Regions from separate parts of the Homo sapiens genome. Here region 2 is linked to region 1. Evidence: read pairs that join two places in POLR2A ChIA-PET (ENCODE). Cell type or tissue: Panc1. All regions are shown on one strand. Links, peaks and the distances in the headings refer to the core of each region. The heading gives the core; the rest is flanking DNA.

Region 1 (7,767 bases), core at 395-5,394:
CAGCGTGAGCATGCGAGTGACCCCCTAAGCCTGATTTGCCTGGGACTTTTCCAGTTTTAGCACTGAAAGCCCTCGTCCTAGGAAACTGCTCAGTCCCGGACAAACCAGGATGGTTGGTCACTGTGGTAAGGAGGACTCTGGGGTCCAAGGATCATGACATTTCCAAGTACCTTGACGAGGTCTCGGGATTACAGCAGGAACTTAAGATCATCCTAGCTCTTTGGGTCATGATATAACACCCCTAGGCTCATGCCAGCACTGACACAAGTTCAAGCTGAGGAATGAGAAGCTGTCCAGGGACAAAGTCTAAGCAGGTTACCATGCCCCGTGTAGCCCTCAGAGGACCCTTCCTCCGGACATGACATCCCCTTAGGAGATGCTGGCAGTCAGCAAGCCCCCAGCCCCAGCAGACCATTGGGGCCTCAGCCTCCTGGAGGCCTCCCATGGAGGGGTCGTGAAGGCAGGCGGTTCCTCACCCTCCCCTCTCCCCTGTAGCGAGCTCCTGGAGGACTTGGAGAACAGCAGCAGCGCCGGGGGTATTGCCGAGTGCTTCGTGCAGAGGGTGAGTGGAGGGGTGGGGGGCTCTCGGTCCTGGATGGGGCCTTTGTAGAGGGGGGAGAGCAGGCTTGGGCTAGGCTGGAAGGGGGGTCGTGGGAAGCCAGGACCTGGGGTCTCCCTGACTCCCATGTCACCCGCAGAGCGAGGATTTTGACATCTACACATTGTACTGCATGAACTACCCGAGGTGAGGGGCAGGAGCCCCTGCTGGGCCTCAGGCTGTGCCCACAAGCTGATGTGCCAGTCACCCGTCACCCTCCCTCTACCCCCGACCCATCCAGCACCGACCCCTGCCAGGCTGTGACAGTAACTGACCTCTCCCTCACTGCCCCGCCCCCTGTCAGACCCTGACCCTTCCCAAACCCTGGCCCCTCCCTAACCCCTCTTGACCCCGCCCACTGGAACTGACAATCCCCACTGACCTGTGCTGTGCCCCCAGCTCCCTGGCCCTGCTCCGGGAGCTGTCGTTGTCTCCGCCAGCAGCCCTGTGGCTGCAGGAGCGCCAGGCCCAGCTTCGCCACTCGCTGCCCCTGCAGAGCTTCCTGCTGAAACCTGTCCAGCGCATTCTCAAGTACCATCTGCTGCTGCAGGTCAGCTGGGGCCCCTGGAGCCAGGCTGGGGAGGGGGAGGTCCTGTCCCTTGACCACCTGTTGGTTCATCTGGAGGATGGACCCCCCACGAGTTGGGCAAGGCCTCCCAAAGTGCTGGGATTACAGGCGTGAGCCACCGCGCACAGCCCTAGCTTTTTTTTTTCCCTTTGAGGTGGAGTTTCACTCTTGTCGATGAGGCTGGAGTACAGTGGTGCGATCTTGGCTCACTGCAACCTCCACCTCCTGGGTTCAAGTGATTCTCCTTGCTCAGCCTCCTGAGTAGCTAGGATTACAGGCGCACACCACCATGCCCAGCTAATTTTTGTATTTTTAATAGGGACGGGGTTTCACTACGTTGGCCGGGCTAGTCTCGAACTCCTGGCCTCAGGTGATTTGCCCACCTCAGCCTCCCAAAGTGCTGGGATTACAGACATGAGCCACTGCGCCTGGCCTCTGCCCCTATCTTTATATTTCTCCATCTCCTGTTATTCTCATTCTCTTTCTCCTTCTCTGTTTCTCTCCCCATCCCTGCGTGCCTGGTGGCTGCCTGACAGGAACTAGGGAAGCACTGGGCGGAGGGCCCAGGCACTGGGGGTCGCGAGATGGTGGAGGAAGCTATTGTGTCCATGACAGCGGTTGCCTGGTACATCAACGACATGAAGCGCAAGCAGGAGCATGCAGCGCGCCTCCAGGTGGCCCCAGGGTGGGCTGGGGCTTGCTGGATGAGGGAGTGAGCGAGGGGGCCTTGGGGCGGGTGGGGGGAAATCAGTGCCTCAGAGGTAGCCTTGGAGGGTTGGCTGGGACAGCATGGCCCTGTTGCTAACCCCCTGTTTTGGTGTGTATGTGTGTGCCACCTACCCATGCTTGTCTCTGCGCCCCGGCGCACCTGGCGGGGTCCCGGCAGGAAGTGCAGCGGCGGCTGGGTGGCTGGACCGGACCAGAGCTCAGTGCTTTTGGGGAACTGGTGTTGGAGGGCGCGTTCCGAGGAGGCGGAGGGGGTGGCCCCCGGCTACGAGGGGGTGAGCGGCTGCTCTTCCTGTTCTCTCGGATGCTGCTGGTGGCCAAGCGCAGGGGGCTGGAGTACACCTACAAAGGCCACATCTTCGTGAGTTTGGGGATGGGGTGGGGCTAGAATACTACCTACAAAGTATATCCCATATACCTGTATCTGTGTGCCCGGCAGTGTGGGCCAGGGGACCCTGCCACATTTTCTTGAGTTAGAGAATGGAAGCCAAGGGAAGCTTTCTTTCTAGTGTATAGAATGAGAGCTGCCCCACTTAAGAAAAAAAAGGAGAAGGCTGGGCGTGGTGGCTCATTCCTGTAATCCGAGCACTTTGGGAGGTCAAGGCGGGCGGATCACTTGAGGTCAGGAGTTCGAGACCAGCCTAGCCAACGTGGTGAAACCCCGTCTCTACTAAAAATACAAAAATTAGCTGGACGTGGTGGCAAGTGCCTGTAATCCCAGCTACTGGGGAGGCTGAGGCAGGAGAATTACTTGAACCCAGGAGGCGGAGGTTGCAATAAGCCAAGATCATGCCACTGCACTCCAGCCTGGGTGACAGAGCAAGACTCTGTCTCAAAAAAAAAAAAGGGAGAGGAAACCCACCATACAGCCTTATGGGATGCATCTTCCTAGGGAGGAGGACCCAGATACACCTCCAAGGGTGTCTCCGTACAAGGGGCATCACTGAGCCCAAGGACTCTGAGCTTGCTACCCCTCTCTTTCCTTCCAGTGCTGCAACCTGAGCGTGAGCGAGAGTCCCCGAGACCCTCTAGGGTTCAAGGTGTCTGATCTGACCATTCCCAAGCACAGACACCTGCTCCAGGTGAGCATGTAGTGGGATCAGGCTGGCAGGGATCCCCCAGCCTCGAGACCTCACACCTGGCCCCCTGACTCTACTCCAACCCACTCCTAGGCCAAGAACCAAGAAGAGAAGAGGCTGTGGATTCACTGTCTCCAGCGCCTCTTCTTTGAGAACCACCCTGCCTCCATCCCTGCCAAGGTACAGCTCCTGCCGCAGCCGGGGGCCCTCTGAGTGCTGGAGACACCCTCCCCCAATAGTACTAAGAGACGCCCCTGCCCAATGCCAGAGCAGTCTGTTATAATGTGATTGCTAAAAGTGCAGAATTCCGCTACTTGGGTTTGAATCTTAGCTCTACCATGTCCCTGCTTTGTGACCTTGGGCAAGTAACTTAACCTCTCTGAGCCTTAACTTCCTCACCTAGAGGAATGAAAGCGCCTTCATCCTAGGGTTGTGGTGATGAGTAATGGTCACCAGCCACGTCATGGGCTTGACCAATAGAAGCACCCATCAGCTGGCTGTGGTGGCTCATGCCTATAATCCCAGCACTTCGAGGGGGTGATGTGGGAGGATCATTTAAGCCCGGGAGTTCGATACCAGCTTGGGCAACATAGTGAGACCCTGTCTCTAAAAAACATTTTTTAATTAGCTGGGGCTGGCCAGGCACGGTGGCTCACACCTGTAATCCCAACACTTTGGGAGACCAAGGCGGGCGGATCACCTGAGGTCAGGAGTTCAAGAGCAGCCTGACCGACATGGAGAAACCCCATCTCTACTAAAAAATACAAAATTAGGCCGGGCGCGGTGGCTCATGCCTGTAATCCCAGCACTTTGGGAGGCCGAGGCGGGCGGATCACGAGGTCCGGAGATCGAGACCATCCTGGCTAACATGGTGAAACCCCATCTCTACCAAAAATACAAAAAATTAGCCAGGCGTGGTGGCAGGTGCCCGTAGTCCCAGCTACTCGGGAGGCTGAGGCAGGAGAATGGCGTGAACCCAGGAGGCAAGAGCTTGCAGTGAGCCTAGGTTGCGTCACTGCGCTCTCCAGACTGGGCAACAGAGTGAGCCTCTGTCTCAAAAAAAAAAAAGAAAAAGAAAAATTAGCTGGGCATGGTGGCGCATGCCTGTAATCCCAGCTACTAGGGAGGCTGAGGCAGGAGAATCACTTGTACCTGGGAGGCGGAACTTGCGGTGAGCCGAGATCATGCCATTGCACTCCAGCCTGGGCAAGAAGAGCGAAACTCCGTCTCAAAAAAATAAAAATAAAATAGCTGGGCTGGACGTGGTGGTTCACGCCTGTAATCCCAGCACTTCGGGAGGCCAAGGCGGGTGGATCACCTGAGGTTAGGAGTTCAAGACCAGCCTGGTCAACATGGTGAAACCCCGTCTCTACTAAAAACACAAAAATTACCGGGTGTGGTAGCGGGCACCTGTAATCCCAGCAACTCAAGAGGCTGAGGCAGGAGAATCGCTTGAACCCAGGAGGCAGAGGGTGCAGTGAGCCGAAATCGCGCCTTTGCACTCCAACCTCGGCAACAAGAGCAAAATCTCCGTCTCAAAAAAAAAAAAAAATTAGCTGGATGTGATGGTGCACATATGAAATCCCAGCTACTCAGGAGGGTGAGGTGGGAAGATCGCTTGATCCCAGAAGTAGAGGCTGGAGTGAGCTATGATTGCACCACTGTACTCCAACCTGGCGTATAGAGCAAGATCTAAAAACAAAAACAGCACCCATTAATGGGCATGACTACGGTGCTTAAAGTATCCTCTCTGTGGTACTCCAAGATCGACCCACCTCAGCCCTCATCCTCCTGTCTTTCAGGCAAAGCAAGTTCTCCTTGAAAACAGCCTGCATTGTGAGTTGGGGCCTTGGGCTGGGAGGGTGTGGAAGTAGACGAATTACTTCCAAGAAAAAGTTGGCTTTTAGCCCCAAAACTCTCCCCACAGGTGCCCCCAAAAGTAAGCCTGTCCTAGAGCCCCTGACACCCCCACTTGGGTCTCCTCGACCTCGAGATGCTAGAAGTTTTACCCCTGGGCGAAGGAACACAGGTAAAGGCGGTGGATCCCTGAGTCCCAGCCCTCAGCCCCACTTCCCTAGGACCCGGGAGCTGGGCTCACACAGGGCTCTGGCCCTCCCTCCCACAGCTCCATCTCCTGGGCCCTCTGTGATTCGCCGAGGCCGCAGGCAGTCTGGTGAGCACTCACCCCTAAGGGTGATCCAGGCATCGGGGTGGGAGCTGGGCTCCTGACATCACTGTGTCCTCCCCGCAGAGCCGGTGAAGGACCCTTATGTCATGTTCCCACAGAACGGTCAGTGACTGCCCCGGTTCAGCCTGGTCCATCCCTGTCTGTCGCCCGGTGGGATGTCTGGGGCGGGTTGGGGAGGGGTGGTTGCTTCAGCTCATCAGTTATGGGGGAATCACTCTTTTTCCCTTACATCTCACTAATGCTTCTCTCTCTCTCATCTCTCCATCCTTAGCTAAGCCTGGATTCAAGGTAAGAGATATCTCGAGATAGGGTCTGGGCACCTTGACTTCTGGGTCTGATGGAGAAGGGAGCTTGAGTTCCAAAATCCTGGGTCTGAATGAGAAGGGGATTGGGGCCAGACAGAGTAACTCATGCCTGTAATCTCAGTATTTTGGGAGGTCAAGGCAGGAGGATTGCTCGAGCCCAGGAGTTTGAGACCAGTCTGGGCAACATGGCAAAACCCCATCTCTACAAAAAGTACAAAAAAATTAGCCAGGCACACTAGTGCATGCCCATAGTCCCAGCTACTCAGGAGACTGAGGTGGGAGGATTGCTTGAGCCTGGGAGGCAGAGGTTGCAAAATGAGCTGGGACACACCACTGCACTCCAGCATGGGTCACAGTGAGACCCTGTCTCAAATAAATAAATAAAAATTTTAAGAGAAAAATAAAAAAATTTAAAAATTGAGCCAGGTACGGTGGCTCACCTGTAATCCCAGCACTTTGGGAGGCCGAGGTAGGTGGATCATCTGAGATCAGGAATTTGAGACCAGGCTGGCCAACAAGGAGAAACCCCGACTCTACTAAAAATACAAAAATTAGCTGGACATTGTGGCAGGCGCCTGTAATCCCAGCTACTCAGGAGGCTGAGGCAGCAGAATCGCTTGAACCCGGGAGGCGGAGATTGCAGTGAGCAGAGATGGCGCCATTGCACTGCAGGCTGGGCGACAGAGCGAGACTCCATCTCAAAACAAACAAACGCAAAAGAAGGGGATTGGGACTTGGGGTCCTCTATGTGAGGGAGGAGTCTTGGCTCTTGCCTTCCATTGCTTTCCCTCCTCACAGCACGCTGGCAGCGAAGGGGAACTCTACCCTCCAGAATCTCAGCCACCAGTTTCAGGCTCTGCACCCCCTGAGGACCTGGAGGATGCTGGACCCCCAACACTGGACCCCTCTGGGACCTCAATCACTGAAGAAATCCTGGAACTGCTGAATCAGCGAGGCCTTCGAGATCCAGGGGTGAGCTGGCTGTCCCATCATGGTGTCCTTGGGCCTCTGGGTGTGGGCACACAGACCAGGGACCAGATAGGCCAGCCCATGCTGATACCTTTATTTTTTTTTTATTTGAGATGGAGTCTTGCTCTGTTGCCGAGGCTGGAGTGCAGTGGCGCCATCTCGGCTCACTGCAAGCTCTGCCTCCCAGGTTCAAGCGATTCTCCTGCCTCAGCCTCCTGAGTAGCTGGGACTACAGGCACCCGCCAACACACCCGGCTAATTTTTTTTTTTTTTTTGTATTTTTAGTAGAGACAGGGTTTCACTATGTTGGCCAGGCTGGTCTCGAACTCGTAACCTCAAGTGACCCGCCCACTTCAGCCTCCCAAAGTGCTGGGATTACAGGCGTGAGCCACCACACCCAGCTACCATGCTGATATGTTTGGCTTGTTCTCCTGTGCCCACTATAGCCGTCCACCCATGACATTCCCAAGTTCCCCGGAGACTCCCAGGTGCCTGGCGACAGCGAAACCCTCACATTCCAAGCCCTGCCCAGCCGGGACTCTTCAGAAGAGGAGGAGGAGGAAGAGGAAGGGCTGGAGATGGATGAACGGGGGCCTTCCCCACTCCACGTCCTGGAAGGGCTCGAAAGTTCCATTGCAGCTGAAATGCCCAGCATTCCCTGCCTTACCAAAATTCCTGACGTGCCCAACCTTCCTGAAATTCCCAGCCGCTGTGAAATTCCCGAAGGTTCTCGCCTTCCTAGTCTCTCTGACATTTCCGATGTTTTTGAGATGCCCTGCCTTCCAGCCATACCTAGTGTCCCCAACACCCCCAGTCTGTCTAGCACTCCCACCCTCTCCTGTGACTCCTGGCTCCAAGGGCCTCTGCAGGAACCAGCTGAGGCTCCAGCCACCAGGAGAGAACTGTTTTCTGGGAGCAATCCTGGGAAACTGGGAGAGCCGCCTTCAGGAGGCAAGGCAGGGCCAGAGGAGGATGAAGAAGGGGTATCATTCACAGACTTCCAGCCCCAGGATGTCACCCAACATCAGGGATTCCCAGATGAGCTGGCATTCCGCTCTTGCTCAGAAATCCGGAGCGCCTGGCAGGCATTGGAACAGGGACAGCTGGCCCGGCCAGGCTTCCCAGAGCCACTGCTGATCCTGGAGGATTCGGATCTGGGTGGAGACAGCGGGAGCGGGAAGGCAGGAGCCCCGAGTTCAGAAAGGACGGCGTCCCGAGTGCGAGAGCTGGCCCGGCTTTACAGCGAGCGGATCCAGCAGATGCAGCGGGCGGAGACTCGGGCATCAGCCAATGCCCCGCGCCGCCGGCCTCGGGTTCTGGCCCAACCCCAGCCA
Region 2 (7,767 bases), core at 1,218-6,217, 590 kb after region 1:
CACACCATTCTCCTACCTCAGCCTCCCGAGTAGCTGGGACTACAGGCGCCTGCCACCACGCCTGGCTAATTTTTTTTGTATTTTTAGTAGAGACGGGGTTTCACGTTGTTAGCCAGGATGATCTTGATCTACTGACCTCGTGATCTGCCTGCCTCGGCCTCCCAAAGTGCTGGGATTACAGGCGTGAGCCACCGTGCCCAGCTTAAAATTTGATTTAAATAACCATATTTGTATTGAACAGCACAATTTCATACCTTAAGTTTTTATTGTAATGATTCAAAGTGAGGCTAATGGGTTTTTATTGTTAGATTCAAAAACAAAGTTTTTATTGTTAGATTCAAAGTGAGGCTAATGGGACAAGATTATTCAGCAGCAGTTTGGAGGATATTGTGGCTGAAAGGAAAATTTCAGAGCACAAACTGTCAATACGTTTGTCAGGAGTACATGAAAAGCCACTTCACTGTGACCAGCATTCATATGTATAAGACATTGCAATATATTAGCATACATGGACATATGTGAAAAATCAAAAGAATTGCTTCCAATGTTATGAGCTAAAGGGAAAAAAGACATTCAGTAAAAATATAACAGCTGTTGGCCAGGCACAGTGGCTCATGCCTGCAATACCAGCACTTTGGGAGGCTGAAGAGGGCAGATCACCTGAGGTCAGGAGTTCGAAACCAGCCTGGCCAACATGGCGAAACCCTGTCTCTACTAAAAATACCAAAATTAGCCGGGCGCAGTGGTGGGCGCCTGTAATCCCAGCGACTCGGGAGCCTGAGGCAGGAGAATCACTTGAACCTAGGAGGCGGAGTCTACAGTGAGCTGAGATTGTGTCATTACACTCCAGCCTGGGTGACAGAGTGAGACTCTATCTCAAAAAAATATATATATATAAATATATAAATATATTTATATGTATTTATATATAATATATAAATATATATATAACTATATTAATATATAAATATATATTATATATATAACTATATTAATATATATATATATCAGCTGTTTTTAGATTATCTTAAGCTTTTCCTTCAAGTTGAAGAGAAGATCGTTCAACAAAGGAAAGGCTTTCTCTTATCAAAATGAAAAATAAGTACATATGTATGCCGGTGTGTATATTTTAAATTTTTATTTTATTTTTTTGAGATGAGTCTCACTCCCGTCGCACAGGCTGGACTACAGTGGCACAGTCTCGGCTCACTGCAACCTCCACCTCCTGGGTTCAAGTGATTCTCCTTCCTCAGCCTCCCAAGTAGCTGGGATTACAGGCATGTGCCACCACACCCAGCTAATTTTTGTATTTTTTAGTGGAGATGGGGTTTTGCCATGTTCGCCAGGCTGGTCTCGCACTCCTAACCTCAGGTGATCCAGCCACCTCGGCCTCCCAGCGTGCTAGGATTACAGGCGTGAGCCACCGTGCCCAGCCTAAATTAATTTTTAAAGTTACAGATTATACTTTAAAAATATATCAAGTAATGTCATGCAGCTTGGCAGTGCTGACATATAGATATATACATTTTTAAACTTTTTTCTCTCTCTCAGTTTCTGCCTGTCCTTCGTTCTTTCTTTATGTATGTGTGTGTGTGTGTATGTTTTCACAAATGTAATTATATTGTACATTCTGGGTTTTAACCTTATTTTTTAATTTAGAACATATCTTGGATATTTCCCAAATCCTTTAAATATTTTCTCCAATTTAGTATAGTATTTAATATCTACTTAATATTCTGTTTCATAGATGATCTGTAACTTATCTAACCAGTCAGCTATTGCTGGACTCAGAATGCTGAATTCTACCTCCCTGCATGCATCTTTTTTATTTTTGCTTTTTCCAGTAAGCCTTTTGCACCCCTAACCTGCATGCATCTTTTTTTTTTTTTTTTTTTTTTTTTTTGAGACAGAGTCTTGCTCTGTCGCCCAGGTTGGAGTGCAGTGGCGCGATTTCAGCTCACTGCAACCTCTGCCTCCCGGGTTCAAGCGATTCTCCTGCCTTAGGCTCCTAAGCAGCTGGGATTACAGGCATGTGCCACCATGCCTAGCTAATTTTTTTTGTATTTTTAGTAGAGATGGTTTCACCATGTTGGCCAGGCTGGTTTCGAACTCCTGACCTCAAATGATCTGCCCGCCTTGGTCTCTCAAAGTGCTAGGATTACAGGTGTGAGCCACCGCGCCCGGCCTAACCTGCATGCATCTTAATACACATCATTTGCTTTGGGTAGAGTCCCAAAATTAGGTTTGGATGGTAAAAGTCTCTCACATCCTTCTACATGCCATGTTTTAAGGTCCTACAAATCTGTAGCATTTACACAGTATTCATTTCCCTGTGATGTTGCTCATCTGGCATATTATTAATCTTTTAAGTCTGCCATTCTAATAATTGTCAACTGGTATTTCCTTAATTAGGATCTGCTTCATTGTATTGAAATTTAATAAGTTCGGTGGATGATATGCTGCTATTTTTAGTGAATTGCTCATGCTTAAGTTTCATTTGAAAACATTCTGGGCTTCAGAGGCAAAAGCCAGAGTTGAGAGCAAGACCCTGTCTCCAAAAAAAAAAAAAAGATAGTTTGCTTTATAATTAGAGAAATGTGGATTCAGAACACAGCTCTGCCTCTTACTAACTGTGAATTTGGGCAAGTTACATTATTTTAAGCCCTCATTACCTCATCTGTTGGATGGAGATAAATGCATTGCATGGTTAAATGTTAATATGATAAAGGACCCATCATGCAGAAGATCCTAAAAATAGCTACTTTTGTTGTCATCACCTGGCAACCGTGGGCATGAATTTACACCACCCCAGCCTTGATATTGAGATATCTTCCCCAGTTTATATGCGCAGAATGGTGGGGTTGGAAGTAGAAATGATGGCATAACAGGATCTTATTAACTTAAGTCATTTTAGGAGTTTTGACACACATCTGGTCTCAGAGTCACTTGTTCTTCCCCCCAGCCCCGGTTTCTCTGGATTCTGTGCTTCTCCATGGAGGAAACTCAAGGAGAACTGACAAGTTCTTGTGGTTCTAAAACCATGGCCAATGTAAGTTTGTGTTTTTCTTCCTTGAAATACTGTGTTTTTAAATTCATGTGATCATTGAAGTCTCGTTATCTTGAGACTTCCTTCCTAAGACAACCCTGTTGTGGAACCTGCTCCCTAGTTACTCCCTAGTTACAGTGAAGGATAGTGCCAAATAGCCTAGTGTCTTCCTCATTTGCTCCTGTTTTCTCTTATCTGTGCTCAAACATTGTCTTCCATGTCAGCCTCAGAGGCAGAGGTCAGATCCCATGCATTGAGAGGCTTAGAGGACTAGGCTGGAGTATGATTGGGGCCTGCATATGGTAGTTTCAGGCATCTAGCCAGGGAATTTCCAAGGGATGAATAAGAAAACAAAAGTCAATTTTGTGGTTGAGGAGGTTGTGCTGGTCTCCAGTGACATCAGTGTCATTGTGGATACGTCAGCATCCTCTGGCTTAGGAACAAAGCAAGTATTCCTGAGGTATGGCAGGGGTAGCAGGTAGGAAGATCCTCCAATCCCTAATGATGGCTGGAAATAGGCTCTGATCCCTAATGATGGGTGGAAACAGAACTGGGGAAGACCTTAAACATTTTGGCCAACCTAAATGCCTAAGAATAAAAGAAGAATTAGTCTGCTGTATCTTTAAGATGGATGATATTATTAGCTAGCCAATAAATATACTAACTGAAGACTTTTCTTATGAGGTTATTTTGCATCATGATGAACCAGAGTTTTAACGAAATCACGTAATGTCAGTCAAATCCTGTTTTCTAAGAGAGATTTTAGAGTACTTTTTGGTGAAAAAATTCTTTTTCCAAAAATTTTTTGAAGGGAAGAGAGGATGATGGAACTTGCATTTATTCAGAACTTTAACTGCAGGCACATAATGGGCAATGTGCTTATTTATGCTATTTCACTTAATTTGCATCAACAATATTCTTTAAAAGCGTATGAACACTTTATTTCAGAAATATTAATTTCTTTATTCTTTTACACACATTGCAGGCTTGAGCCCCAGTTTATTTGCTTACTATGTTGCTTCTTTCCTGCAAAGCAGTTTTCCATCTTGAAAATACATTTAATTTTTTTTTAATACATAGGCTTGTCATTTCAGGTATCTTTGGCATTTAGGGATGTGTCCATAGACCTCTCCCAAGAGGAGTGGGAGTGCCTGGACGCTGTGCAGAGGGACTTGTACAAGGATGTGATGTTGGAGAACTACAGCAACCTGGTCTCACTGGGTAAGGTATCTTTCGAAATCGTTTACAATCTGTTTTCTGGAGTATCAGCTTTCTCCACTGTCAAACTTTAGAACTCTGTTTTAAGAGGCTGACTGACACCCCTATTTCTAAAGTCATAGTTTCAGCAGTGTTGGGGTGGAAATGGGCACCTGTGTTAAGCAACTTCACCTTTCTGACCCTCAGTGACATTCACTCCTCCCTCTGACTTTTCCTGTCATTGCTTGCTTTTCTAAATAATTTCCAGGTTTGAGTTGTGTGACATCAGATTTCATATAATGCATATACTCAGAATTCCTATAGCTGTTCTGTGTTAATATCTGACCTTCCTACAAGACAACAGCTAGTCTCAGAATTCTAGTTTTCCTTGATTATCAAAAGAACCTCCATGGATTATACAGTGGTGGATTGAGTTAACAATAGTCATTTAAAACTCAAGCCAACACACCCCATCCTAAAGGAGACATATTCTCCTTAACCTGCTTTGCGGTTGAAAGTTAAAGTCTGTGAATTGACATTTTCTGTTGAAGGAATATCTGAGGAAGAACCTGGAAATATTTTAGGAAACTTAGTATATTTCTCCTAGGAAAATAGTACCAACAACAAAATAATACTATATACTGGGCATATTATATGCCTTTGCATATATTAATTCATTTAATTCTCACCACAGCCCTAAGAAGTCGGTAATATCAGCCCCATTTTGCATTTGATAAAAGTGAATATGTGCAGGGTAACTTTGAAGGTCACACAGCTGGTAGGTGGCAGAAGATTTGAACCCAGGCCATAGGGCTCCAGAGGGTGTGCTCACTGGTCCCCTTTCTATACTGCCGTTAACAGCAAAGCAGACCTTTTCGCTCTCTCACCTTGTCTCTTTAGTCCTGTAATTGTGAGTCCATGTTAACGTGAATATTCTTAGATGGCCTTTTTCTTCTTTACTGTCATGGCATTGTCTAGTACCATTTTCACCTGCAGTTTCTTACAAATGTAACCAAGTCTGAATTGTCATTTCAAGGTTATGGTTGTTTTTGTTTTTTTCTATAACATGTGTCATTTCTTTTCTCATGAGCAGGATATACCATTCCTAAGCCAGATGTGATTACTTTATTGGAGCAAGAGAAAGAGCCCTGGATAGTAATGAGGGAAGGGACAAGGAATTGGTTCACAGGTGAGTGACAGCAAATTAGGCGGGAGGGTGCTATCACAAGTTATGACCCATGATGTCAGGGAGGAGGCACAGCACTGAGTTGTTTGGAAAGCTCCCTTCAAAGGCCTGAGGCCTGTGGAAAAAGGACTGATACCTGGGAAGCATTCAGATTCTCTCTACATTAGCTACCAAAGGAACTTTACCCAATTTGCCATACTCCTTGTTTCTCTTCTCTCGTATTTCTCTCCTCTTTCAAAGTGGGGCTGCTTTCTTTCTTCCCCATTGATGACCATTTTACGTGTGTTTCCAGGCCTCCTTTAACATTTTGATTTATATTCATTTCTCCATTGTCCAAGTTTTATTCATCAAATATTTCCCATTTACCTAACCTAAGCCAGGCACTGTGCTAGAGTTTAGGCACTACTGATAGACACTCTTGTCACAGAGATGTTGATATTATAGTAAGGGAAACATGTTGTCAATACGTAAACAGATAATAATCAAGTTTTCATATGTGTTGTGAAGAAAGTTAAGTAGAGTAAGGAGCTAGAGTGTTGGGGAGTTAGTAGGGCTAATTTAGATAAGATCAGGAAAAGGCCATTTTGAGGTGATGATATTTGAACCAGAGACATAAAGTAAGGTCTCAGGCCATGTGAGTATTGAGGAAGAACATTACAAGCAGAAAAAGCTGCAAGTGCAAAGGTTCTGAGATGAAGAACCATCTGTGTTTATTCCCAAAGTAAATTATGCCACCTGATGTGAACATTCTTGTACAATTGTTTTTGTGTTCAGATGTTTTCATTTCTCTTGGGTTTTCATTTTTCTTGGGAATATATGGAAGTGGAATTTCTGGGTCATAGGACAAGTGTATTTTCTTAATCATATTTATTGAGGTATAATTTATATAGTATAAAATGTACTCATTTTAAGTGTCAATTTTTATAACATTTTAAAACAGTTTTATTGACATATAATTAGCATACAATAAACTGCACACATTTAAAGTATAAAATTTGCTAAGTTGCCCTGTATATTGTGAAACCATTTCAAAATCAAAATAATAAACATATCCATCACCTCCAAAAGAAATCCCTCCCTCATGTCCCTCTCTACCCACTGCCCAGGTAAGCACTGATCATCTCTCTGTCACTATAACTTAGTTTTCATTTTCTAGAATTTTGTATAATGGAATTATATGGTGATTTTTTTCTTCCTTTTTTAAAAATATGGTGATTTTTAAAATTTAGCTTCATTCACTCAGCAAAATTATTTTGAGATTCATCCATGTTGCTATATGTATCAGTACTTCATTTCTTTTCATTGTTGAGTAGTATTCCATTGTATGGATGTACCACAATTTACTTATCCATTTATGTATAAGGATGGACATTGAGTTATTTCCAGTGTTTGGCTATTACAGATAAAGCTACTGGAAACTTTCATGTAAAATTCTTGGTATAGACTTATGCTTTCATTTATCTTGGGTAACTGTCTGGGGTAGAATGGGTAGATCATATGATAAATATATGTCTATTTTTTAAGAAACTGCCACACTGTGTTTGAAAGTGGTTGTATCAGCCAGTAGCAGTGGCTTATGCCTGTAATCCCAGCACTTTGGGAGGCCGAGACAGGTGGATCACTGGAGGTCAGGAGTTCAAGACCAGCCTGGCCAACAAGGTGAAACTTCATCTTTACTAAAAATACAAAAATTAGCCAGGCATAGTGACAGGCATCTGTAATCCCAGCTACTTGGGAGGCTGAGGCAGGAGAATCACTTGAACCCTGGAGGCAGAGGTTGCAGTGAGCCGAGATTGTGCCACTGCACTCCAGCCTGGGTGACAGACCAAGATAATGTCTGAAAAAAAAAAAAAAAGAAGAAGAAAGTGGTTGTATCTTTTTACTTTCCCAGCAGAAGTTTATGAAAATTCCAGTTCTTCGACATTCTTGTTAGCACTTTGGTATGGTCAGTCTTTTAAATTTTAGCTTTGCTAATAGGTGAGTAATGGTATCTCACTGTGGTTTTAATTTTCATTTTCCTAATGCCTAATAATCCTGAGCAACTTTTTATTCTTAATTTATCATCCATATATCTTCTTTGGTGAAGCATCTATTACAGTCTTCTGCTCATTCTCTTTGCTTCTTTCTTTCTTTTTTTTGAAACAGAGTCTTGCTCTGTTGCCCAGGCTGGAATGCAGTGGTGCGACCTCGGCTCACTGCAACCTCCGCCTCCTGGGTACAAGCAATTCTCCTGCCTTAGCCTCCTGAGTAGCTGGGACCACAGGCATGTGCCACCATGCCCAGCTAATTTTTGTATTTTTAGTAGAGATGGGGTTTCACCACATTGGCCAGGCTGGTC

Evidence for each region. ChIA-PET counts read pairs that join two places held together with the same protein. Peaks named below come from ENCODE experiments on the same cell type or tissue, not always from the same donor. Only the 100,000 strongest peaks of a DNase experiment are listed, where the experiment ranks them.
Region 2: POLR2A ChIA-PET joins it to region 1 with 5 read pairs; 3 of 35 experiments call an interaction of 5 or more read pairs at or near these places.

What each region holds. Positions count from the first base shown.
Region 1 is chr19:39,415,853-39,423,619 of GRCh38, forward strand. It overlaps PLEKHG2 (pleckstrin homology and RhoGEF domain containing G2), which reads left to right. Exons shown (of 19, transcript NM_022835.3): 5 at 496-562; 6 at 699-745; 7 at 998-1,148; 8 at 1,703-1,840; 9 at 2,053-2,253; 10 at 2,882-2,974; 11 at 3,065-3,151; 12 at 4,774-4,807; 13 at 4,899-5,000; 14 at 5,097-5,144; 15 at 5,223-5,261; 16 at 5,431-5,447; 17 at 6,263-6,436; 18 at 6,880-7,767. Among named protein-coding and RNA genes, the nearest start is that of PLEKHG2, 7.1 kb to the left of the region's middle. In Panc1, for the core only: no CTCF peak of the experiment used is centred there; a DNase peak (open chromatin) is centred at 3,387; H3K4me3 peaks cover 93 bases; H3K27ac peaks cover 744 bases.
Region 2 is chr19:40,003,134-40,010,900 of GRCh38, forward strand. It overlaps ZNF546 (zinc finger protein 546), which reads left to right. Exons shown (of 7, transcript NM_178544.5): 4 at 2,963-3,049; 5 at 4,141-4,267; 6 at 5,337-5,432. Among named protein-coding and RNA genes, the nearest start is that of ZNF546, 10 kb to the left of the region's middle. In Panc1, for the core only: no CTCF peak of the experiment used is centred there; a DNase peak (open chromatin) is centred at 3,388.